Regions from separate parts of the Homo sapiens genome. Here region 1 is linked to region 2. Evidence: chromatin loops called from intact Hi-C (ENCODE). Cell type or tissue: heart left ventricle. All regions are shown on one strand. Each heading gives the region's core, and the rest is flanking DNA. Links, peaks and the distances in the headings are about the cores only.

What was found. Peaks named below come from ENCODE experiments on the same cell type or tissue, not always from the same donor. Only the 100,000 strongest peaks of a DNase experiment are listed, where the experiment ranks them.
Region 1: it touches region 2 in a loop (8-fold over the local background); 3 of 110 quality-filtered maps call a loop at or near these places.

What each region holds. Positions count from the first base shown.
Region 1 is chr13:34,667,835-34,673,221 of GRCh38, reverse strand. It overlaps LOC105370159 (a long non-coding RNA gene), which reads left to right. Exons shown (of 3, transcript XR_941849.2): 3 at 2,060-2,795. Among named protein-coding and RNA genes, the nearest start is that of LINC00457, 30 kb to the right of the region's middle. In heart left ventricle, for the core only: no CTCF peak of the experiment used is centred there; no DNase peak of the experiment used is centred there; H3K27ac peaks cover 1,863 bases.
Region 2 is chr13:34,747,680-34,753,066 of GRCh38, reverse strand. No RefSeq gene overlaps it. Among named protein-coding and RNA genes, the nearest start is that of LINC00457, 110 kb to the right of the region's middle. In heart left ventricle, for the core only: no CTCF peak of the experiment used is centred there; a DNase peak (open chromatin) is centred at 2,556; H3K4me3 peaks cover 872 bases; H3K27ac peaks cover 1,067 bases.

The DNA.
Region 1 (5,387 bases), core at 135-5,134, 80 kb after region 2:
CCCAAAAGTCTCATCCTATTATAGCCTCAGCTCAAAGTCCAGATTTCATCATATAAATCAGGCACAGATATAGACATGGGTCCTTAGGTATAGTTTTTCAAATAGAGCTCTGTGAGTACAGCTGATCTTGATCTGAACACCCCTGGGAAATAGAGACAAGCTATCTTCCTCTAAAATGCAACAGACAGTGGTGGGATGGGCATAAGATAACTACAAAAGACACTCCTGTTCAAAAATGTAGAAAGCAGCAGGCATATGAGAGTCAATGGTCTGAAGTCGAAATGGGCATGTTTTGGATATTGCTTGATTGGGATGCAGTCCTATTTCTTCCCCACTGTTCTTGGATCTGCCCACTGGGCTCTTGGTACTTGTCTCTGAGTCATTCGTGCATTTGCATGAAAGGACTATCAGCTGTTTTTGCAGCTGTGTCGTTTTCACAGCCTACTTCCTACCAGTAGAATTTTGGGGATCCAAAGTCCTTATTTTTGGTTCCTTTTGTAATGTTTCTTTCCCTTTCTGTTCAAAGTAGTGGTGTCTGTGCCACTATAATTGTCTTAAATATTTGTGGGCACCTTATTAGACAAAAGCCCTGTCTGAAAATCTTTCTGAGACAAGTCCTTCTTTAACTTGAGTTTCTGCTGAGATTGTTAAAGGAATTTACCCTTGAGCTTCTGAGAAACTTCATGGTTTGACTGAGCAGTTTTCTGTGGCACCATGTTAGATTTAGAAAAGGTCTTAAGGATTTATAGCCACACCTTCAACTTTATTACAAGACTATGTTTTCTGGGGAGTACCTTGGATTGTATCTTTGCCTGGAAGCAATTTCATAATTTTATAATTGTTAGTCATCTGGAGATGTTGGGGATTTTCAGAATCAGAAATTCCTGTTTCGTTTTTGTCTAAAAGTCTTTCATTAAGAACAAAGTTTCAGTTAGACAGGATGAATAAGTTCTGGATATCTACTGTACAGTGTGGTGACTCTAGTTAATAATGCACTGTACAGTTGAAAATTGCTAAGAGAGTAGACCTTAAATGTTATCACCACGAAACTATGATAAGTATGTGAGGTGATGAATATATTAATTAGCTTGATTAAATCATTGTATACATATATCAAAACATTACATTGTACACCATTTTTATTTGTTAATTATACCTTAAAAAGCTGGGGGTAGGGGAAGAGGACGAGTCTTTCCTTTAGCTTCTCTTTGTCTATATTTTGCAATATGCAGCAAGAAGCACACAAGTAGCACCTTCTACACTCCGTCTTGGAATCTCCTTTGCTAGGTCATGCCACTCATGTGGTACATTTTCTACTTTTCGCATAACTGCAGGAAATAGTGTTGTTAAACTTTCTGATGCTAGATAACAAGCATCCCCTTTCCCCCGCTTTTCACTAACTTTTTCCTATATCTCCTTTAAGCCTCTATTCATACCTTTCTCAAATACAAATGGCTTCTAATAACAGTGTTTTTACATGTGTTTGGTGTTTCATAATACTTTTCCTAAAGGCTTTCCATCTTCTGCTTACTGCCTTTTCCAAAGCCACATTCATATTTTGAGTTATTTATTTTTCCAGTACCTCAATTCCAAGTACTAAAGTACCCAAGTCTGTATTAGTTATCTATTGCTATATAACAATGTACTCCAAAACTTATAAACTTAAATTAATAAACACTGATCATTTCACTTTTTTTTGGTAAGAAATTCAGAAAGCTAGACTGAATGGTTCTGACTTAAAATCACTCATGAGGTTGATGTTAAATTTTTGGCTTGGGATGAAGGCTTGACTAGGGCTAGAAACTCTGCTTCCAAGATGGCTCACTTTCAAGGTTGTTGGCAGAAAACCTCAATTTGTCACTGGCTTTTTGGCAGGAGCTCTCAGCTCCTTACCACATGTCCTATCATAGGACTGTTTGAGTGTTCATGGCAGCTGACTTGTCACAGAGCAAGTGATCCAAGAGAGAGAAGGAAAAAAAATTATCTCTGCAATGTCTTTTATGACCTAGCCTGAGAAGTCATACACTAACATTTCCACAATATTCTGCTGGTTTCATAGGTCAACCTTACTTATGGAAGGGGATTGCATTATGGAACGAAAACCAGGAGGTGATCACTGCTATCTTAGAGGCTGGCTACTGTTGATGTCAAAATCAGCATCTATGGCACAGATGTTCCCTGAAGATGTCTTGCTCCTGGGGATTCCTGAATATACCAGAGCTGTAAGTGCTGCCCTCCATGCCTGGGCTGAGGCTGAGAATTCCTGAGGTTGAGACTGCTGATGTCTCATATATCCACAGTATACATAAGGCACTTAGCACACTACCTGGGGCCAAATAAGCATGGCAAAAATATTTTTTCTTGCTATTCTTGTTTTATAGAACACGCATCATTTTCCAGCACAGAAGAAGTAGCAGTCTCTGGCACAAATATAGGGGATAATCTTGCCGTCACCATGCCCATTAAAATTATAGTTAAAAAAATCTAGACCCTTGGGTTTCACTGGTCCCCTTTGGTTGAGTCCCTGGGGGAGCTGAGCCTGTGAGCTATCAGAAAAATGAATGCTGCTTCCTTACCATCCAGCGACTGGCCTCTTATCCTTGAACCATATTTCTGCCCCTCCCATCTCCTCTTTTTTCTCCTTTTTAATCGTGTCACCTCTCATCTCCAGCTAGAGTCCCTTTAAACCTTCATTCAAGTAATGCCTGCAGCCTCTGCTTTAACTCCTGGCTTTCTGGCACATGCCTGAATCATACTGTGCTTAAGCTGAGACACTACCTGCTAAAAACACTAGAAGCAACTAAAACCCTGGGGGACAAGGTGAAAATTAAGTTTGGAATACAAAACTCTTAGGTGACCAGACAAGCAATGCATGTTGTCAACCTCGAGGGCTGTGTGTTAGTCAGGGTTCGCTAGAGGGACAGAACTAATAAGGTATATATATATATAAATATGTTAATATAGGATTAACTTATATATATAATAGGATATGTTATAGTATATATATGTTAATACTTAATAAACTCCCCATTATATATGTATAGTATTATTAAGTATTATTAATAATACTATATATATTAATTTAGTTTATTAAGTATTAACTCACACTATCACAGGGTGCCACAATAGGCCATCTGCAAGCTGAGGAGAAAGGAGAGCCAGTCCGCGTCCCAAAACTAAAGAACTTGGAGTCTGATGTTCGAGGGCAGGAAGCATCCAGCATGGGAGAAAGATGTAGGCTGCGAGGCTAGGCCAGATGAGTCTTTTCATGTTTTTCTGCCTGCTTTATATTCTAGCCACTCTGGTAGCTGATTAGATGATTAGACCCACCCAGATTAAGGGTGAGTCTGCCTTTCCCGGTCCACTGACTCAAATGTTAATCTCCTTTGGCAACACCCTCACAGACACACCCAGGATCAATACTTTGCATCCTTCAATCCAATCAAGTTGATACTCAGTATTAACCGTCACAGGCTGGTTCCATCTTTTCTCATCTATAGCTCACTTTTGAGGAACCATAATCAATCTCAAAACACAAATGTTACCATTGTTGGATATTATTTTAAAAATTAAATTCATTTGAGGCAAAAGATTGCCTTGAAAGTGTCTACATTCAATTTATCTTGCTTTCTTTCCCACCTTATAAAAGTTAAATCTGATATAATAGACTCTTCTGTTTGATTTCTGGATGAAAATTAGAATGAGAATCAGAGAAATGTGGAATTGTTTGAAGAGTTTGATGCATGACATTAAAACAATTCTCAAAGCCCATTTGCTCAAGATGAAGAATGCTGCTCAATGCATTACTTACAGACAGTTCAGGTGCATCCTTTTGGAGCTGTCTTGTCATATATCTGACTCCACCACTAGAATACTCCTGTGATTCTGGTTTCTGAATCCATGCAGAGACCCACACTCAGGCACAACTGGATTCCCTGAACTGGGATCACTCCACAGAAAATAGATGGACAACAACATTTTATTTTTATTTATTTTTTATTTTTTGAGACAGGGTCTTATTCTGTCACCTAGACTGGAGTACAGTGGCATGGTCATAGCTCATTGTAGCCTCAACTTCCTGGGCTCAAGCGATCCTCCTGCCTTAGCCTCTCAAGTAGCTGGGACTACAGGTGTATGCCACCACACCTGGCTAATTTTTATTTTTTTTTGTAGAAACAGGGTCCTAGGCTGGTCTCAAACTCCTAGGCTCAGGGATTCTCACTCCTCAGCCTTTCAAACTGTTGGGATTATAGGCATAAGCCACCGTGTTTGGCTGACAACAGCATTTTAAAAATAGTGATAGTGACCACATAGACTGTAGGTTATGAACACAAATCCTACCATTGTTTTTGAAATACTCAAATAATTAATAAATTATTTCATAGAAGCAGCCTAGAATAGTTTAAAATGCCATAATATGAGAGAAAATTGATTGTTAGGAATAAAAAACTGACACTGACAGGGACTGTGATTTATGATTTGGCCCCATTATTTTAGGTTGTCTTTGAAGCAGATATGCTCAGAGTTGACCAACTCTTCATATGTCTCTTTGGAGGCATCACATGAGACCGACGGGGGTGGGGGTCAGGAGGAGGGGTGGGGTGTGAGGGAATTTCAGGAAGTTACGAAGGAACCACAGGCCTGGTGAAGAAGAGAGCCTGGGACCTGCAGTGAAGCTATAAAGGGAGGGAAAGGAAAGCTGAGCAGAAACAGGTGAATAGAAGCTGAGCCCCAGGCACGTAGAATAGTAAGTGCTGGGTGTTTGCCCCTCATTTACTATTTTGTGGGCCCAACTGGATTCATTTCTTCCTCTGTTCATTTATTCATTCTCACCACCTTTTCTGGACAGCTACTCTGTGTCAGAGACTATGCAAGCTCTGCAGAACAAATCACACTATTTTAGGCCTTAGGTTTCAGCTCCACTCTGTCTAACATCCATGAAGTCTAGTTCAAGGCATTGTCCATTCACGTAATCAATACCTTAAATACTAAATACAACACCCTGTAGCAATCCCCAAACAACCAAGTGTGTATGCTTTTAAACCACAAACCACAGTAGAAAGAGAGCTTCTGATCCACTCCTTTCAAAGCCAGGCTTCAGGTAGTCCTGTGTATTTCATACCTCAAAGGCAAAAGGATGTGTGCAGCCAAATAAAAAAAGGATAGAACTCTGAGAACATTACCTGGGGGGGTTATGTGAAACCAGCTGTAGCAGGAGAAGTGATACTGATCTTTTCTCTTGAGAGGTCAGAGCTGATTTTCAGCCTGTGCCTCTGAAATAATTTTCTCGGCTGACACGGTTGCAAGCTCTGTCAAAAGCAGATGGCTCCATGGAATCTATTTTATTGTCTCCATCTCTGGCTTCCCAGCATTCCAGTTCTGTAGGT
Region 2 (5,387 bases), core at 54-5,053:
TTGCAATAAACGTTTATTTATTTATTTATTTATTTATTTATTTATTGAGATGGAGTCTCACTCTGTCGCCCAGGCTGGAGGCACTAGCGTGATCTCGGCTTACTGCAACCTCCACCTCCTGCGTTCAAGCAATTCTCCTGCCTCAGCCTCCAGAGTAGCTGGGCTTCCAGGTGCATGCCGCCAAGCTTGGCTATTTTTTATATTTTTAGTAGAGATGGGGTTTCACTATGTTGGCAAGGCTGGTCTCTTATCTCCTGGCCTCAAGTAATCCGCCTGTCTCGGCCTCCCAAAGTGCTGAGATTAGAGGTGTGAGCCACAGCTCTCGGCGGCAATAAACTCTTAACACTTTACTGCTGTTTTTGAAGTATCTCAGAATTGAAGAGGGCTTGTAGTTTCCTCTCGATGAATCATTGTCCTCCCTGTTTTTCAAGTGTTTTAAAAATGATCATGAAATAGAGGCAATTTTAGGGTTCTGTTGTGTCACTTTGGGTCACCCCTTTGGTGGAATTTGTCTTTGGAGCTTTTTCCTTTGACGTCTAGCATCCTATGTCCTGGCTGTCACCAGATCCTCTCAGGCAGTGAGCCTTCTCTAGACTTTCCACACCCACGCATCACTCCTGTTCTCTCATCAGCATAGCTAGATTCAGGCTGTGCGACCTATTGTGTGGTATGGGAACAGTAATAATTTATTGTGAAGATTAAAAAATATACTGCACAGAGAATGCCCAGTTTCATGTGCAGAGTATGTTTTCAATAAATGCCGAAATAAACTCTCTTTCTCTCTCCCTTAATCTCTATCTCTGAATATCTCTTGCCTATTTTACCTGCTCTGGTCATATTTCCTCAAGTATCTTCATTTAGCTAAGCAGTTTTCACTAGTATTAGTTAACTATTGATAATAGAATTTAAAATTTTAGTTCCTCGGGAAATATTGTGCGAATCTATGTGGACTCCAATAATAGGGCTTCAGGTGGACAAAAGAGGTATATTTTGGGCATGCAGATCTTTTCAGTTGACTCAAATTCTGCAGAAGGACTGACTTTGAGCATCATGAATTAAACTAAACTCTAACACTGAGCAAAGAAAATTAGAATATTTTCATGTCTTGGCTGTTAGAGTACTTGATAAATATAAGGAATTATTAGGCCTTTTGAAATAGCTTTGAAATAGCACAGATTTGTGCTGTATCCAAGGATTCCTGACAATGTAACAGAACAACATTGCGGTATCATGAAAAAGGTGTTGTGTCACTGAATAAAGTCAAAGGCATTTCTTTAAAAATCATTCCCTTGGGAGTGTGGTTGAGACCATCACTTCATTTCACTTTCAGCTCCTGTGACAAAGACTGTCACCTCCGCTCCTCAAGTCCCAAGAGGAAAGTCATTCTTGGTCTCTAAGGACAGGGGGTTTTAGATAAATGCATCTTATTTATGAGCTTCTTCTCTCTTCACTGTTATTCTCTGTTTAGTCTGAAAACAATACTAATGACTAAGGTAAATCCTGAGTGGTGGTAGAAAGTAACAAAACATAATCGTGCTTTTTAAAAGTTGTGCTATTGAGCACATTAGCTTTTCCTGACTTGCGGCACATAATAGAATTGTTCAGAGGCAAATCTGAGACTTTGTGTTTTGATCTTTTACACTTCCCTTCTATTCCCTAGTTCTTAGAAATGCTAACAAATTATATGTTATCGATTATGTTAAAGTGTGTACTGGCAAGTGCAAGTAATACTACACTTGTATTGATCAGCAGCAATGGCTCATAATCTATGTAGGGTATAGCTGGCCCAGTGCAGGCATTGTAACCATGTCATATTATGCATGCAAAACCATGTTCCTATGGTTTTGATGATATGCGAAGTAGCAGACTCTTTTCTTAGTTCTCATAAGTTGAATTTCCCCCTGAAGACTCATTATGAAAAAGCATGTTAAAAAGTGGGGTGTCATTACAAGATTGTTCTCACTTGGCAACAAGCAACAAAAGGAAAAAAAAAAAACGTTTCTGACAATTTCTGAAATGTGATCATTAGAAATCACCCTCTGAAATTAATGAGATTCTAGAAAAAGCCAAGCGCTTAAGAGATCATATCATGTATACAACTTGATGAGGGGTTTAAATGGGGACTGATTATTTGCTAAGTGTAGGCAATGGTTTCCATGATCAACTGCTTTCTCACTACTGCTGCATGATGAAAATGGAGCAGATCCACAATTATAAACATTGAACGGATTACAGAACATTCTGACCTGGAGGAAATTATATGTAATTAAATGAAAAGCTAACGCTTTCGTTTTACTTATCCAAGGACAGTCTTCTCTCCCTCTCTGCGTCCCTCCTTCCCTCCCTCCCTCTTCCACCCCTTTCTCTCTCTGTCTTTGAGATGAGGAAATAATTTAAAAAACAGCTACAAAGGAGTAAATTCTCCCACCCGAACACTTCAGTCTCCCATTTAGTGTTTCTTGTTTTTCCCCATCTGTTGACTCTCGGTATCTCCCCCGCTGCTGTGGTCTCCACCTGGCCCGGTGTGAGTTTTCTCCGTCGCGTCGGTCTCCATGGAGACAGACTGCTCCAAGGGAGGGGCCCTGCACAGTTTCTAGCCAGGAGCCTCCCCGGACCTTTCGTGGGTGGGTGCAGCCTGTTTTTGATCACAGTACAGAAAGGAGGAGGAGTTACCTCATCTACAGAGGAACAAAAATGTGTTTGGGACCTAAATTCCTCCCTCCCTGTGGTCCTGCAGACGCAGTTGGATAAAACCCTGAGAGGAACGATGGGACGCTATGTGTTTCCTTTGCTTCGGTGTCAGGAGCGCTCAGACAATTGCCAGAAGGACCCCAGGGGGAAGCGGAGGCAGGGACAGAACAGAAGGATAAGAAAATTAAGCATCCCTCTTACCAACTCACATCAGCAGTCAAACTGTGCATGGGAAAGGTTGTTAACTAGAAACCTCGAGAAATATATGGTAACTGGGCACATATTCCACCATAAATTACACAATTATTTTGAATAGAAAAGTATTAAAATCCATAAAAATTTTGTCTGCTAATGACTAGAGAAACTGGGCCATTAAAAAAAAACTGTCCAAAAAATTGCTTATTTTACAGAGAAAGCTTACAGGTTTATAGGAAAACATAAATTCATTGAGAGCCTGTTGTACTCACACTGTGGACATTCTAGCATTTTAATTTGTTTCTACCAATGGTAATATTTTCACACAGGCATGATTGGAAACTTTTATCATTTGATTTTTAGAGCTGAATAAAAACCTCATCTTGCCTATGTGATAGAAGTTTTAATGTTTAGTGAAAAAAATAAGTGAATGTGATAGACGTTGAGCAAATGCCAATTCTTATAATTCCTGGGTATCAAAAATCACTCTGGTTTGGAGACACCAGAATTGAGGGCCAAATTCCTTAGTGTTCTAAACAGAGTTCTGTGGAAAGACATTATTAGCTCCTTGGTGTGCGCTGATATCTCCGGGCACCTAGCTAAATCCAGCATTCAGTTTTTGGTCACTGTCTTGCTGGAATTCACTCCCAATTTGCGGTCATGGTTCTCTGAATTACTGCTTTTAAATTGAGCATTTTTTTGAAGTTCACATCTCTACCTTTTGGATATGCAGAAAGAAGTATCTATAAAACAATAATGACTAGCAAGTATAATGTGTGTTATAGTTTGCAGTGCCTCTCTGAACATACGTGATTTCATCTGCGTCTTACAGGAAAGCTGAGAGATGGGAACTGCTATGATAATTGCGGCCCATAGAGACGAAGTTATATGCCCGAGGTCACAAAACTAGTAAGACCAGTTCTTTTCACTTCAGAACCTATGCTTCCCTACATGCTCGTTAACAGTATCTTAATGCTAACCGTAGGTGTTCTTTCCTTAAAGAGTCATGAAGACATTAGATTGCAAATCACTAGAGGACAGAAACAAGATTCTATAGTTCTCTCGGAATGGTGCCTCAGTACCTTGGTCACCTGTGTGTTTCTCCTCTTTAGGATACAAAGAATTCCAGCTGTACTCATGTACCACAAGACATGATGATTCCTATGAACTTTCTAGGAATGAAAATGATAAATCTCTTCAATTTCAGCACTGCTTCTTTGATATCTATGCAGTGCCTGCCAAAAGCAAGTAACCAGAAATAAGTGGGCCTTGGAATCTTAAGACTCTAACCAAGCTGCTTTTCTTTTTGGTTTGGTAGGAGGAGAGCATGTGTTACGGAGACAGCCCTGTTTGGGCAGGCTGCATAGCTCTGTGGCTAGAATGCCACCCCAGACTTTTCCATGTGACTCTATAAGTGATCTTAGGCTAGTCATTCCTAGCCCAGTGCTTAATAGTATCAATGGACAACCAGAAAGCTTGTCCAAACAGCTAATGACTAATAGGTCTCATTAATCATTTAGTTTTCTGACTGTTAATTTTTAGCAAATAATAGTTCAATGGCTACTGCACCAAGCATTGTGCTCAGTGTATGTAAAGAAGAAAACAATGTTCCTGGCATTAAAGAGGTCATTGTCCAATAAATTTGCCACTCATATGAACTTATAAATCCTGCCACTGATGGCTAGATTTGAGACTTTGCAAAAGAGAAGCTGAAACACTGGGAAGGCATTTAACCCTGGTTGTCTAAAATCATGTGAGCTGGTGACAAAGCTAGACAAGGGGTCTAGTGTGTCCCTCAGGCCTGTCTTCCACTACTGGACTGCCTTGTAAAATATGGTTGCATCATTTCAGGATGAAGAGTAGCGCTGATTATTGGCTAATTTTGGCTCACTGAGGCTTCGTTATCGAGTGTACTTCCTGAGAGCCCTGTATTTCCTGGTTTAATTGTGGCTGATGACGTACTTGTAACCAAGGCACTTGGCTCAGCCCAAGCACTTCTATCTGGCTACCAGGGTGCCTGCCAAGTAAACAAGCATTTTTCTGTGCTATGTCTAAAAAAAAAAAAGACGATGCAAAGATTAGGGGATCATGGAGGATGGGAGGCAGGACTAGATTGCAGCTCTGGATAGAGCAGCATGCGAAGGCTTGCATTGTGAATTTTAGCTCCAGATCAACTGCAAGAACAAACCAGGAATCCTGAGAGGACCCACAGAACCTCTGAAGGAAGCAGACTGCTCCTGTAGGGCCTGGGAGACACCCCAAATACTGTGAGTGCCCCAACTGTGGAAGTGGGAAAGGGAGACCCGCTTCTCCTGGACACACACCCCCACTGGAGAAGATGAAGATCTGTTTGTGGGAGAGGTTTCTGACTTTACCTTGAGCTCAGTCAAGGTAGCGAGCCAAGCCAAATGAAATACAGCAGTAGAGGAAGCAGCAGAAAGGCCCTGGGAGCTCACTGGGTCCCCAGGCAGCCCATTCCTGCCCGGCACCACAGGGATCTA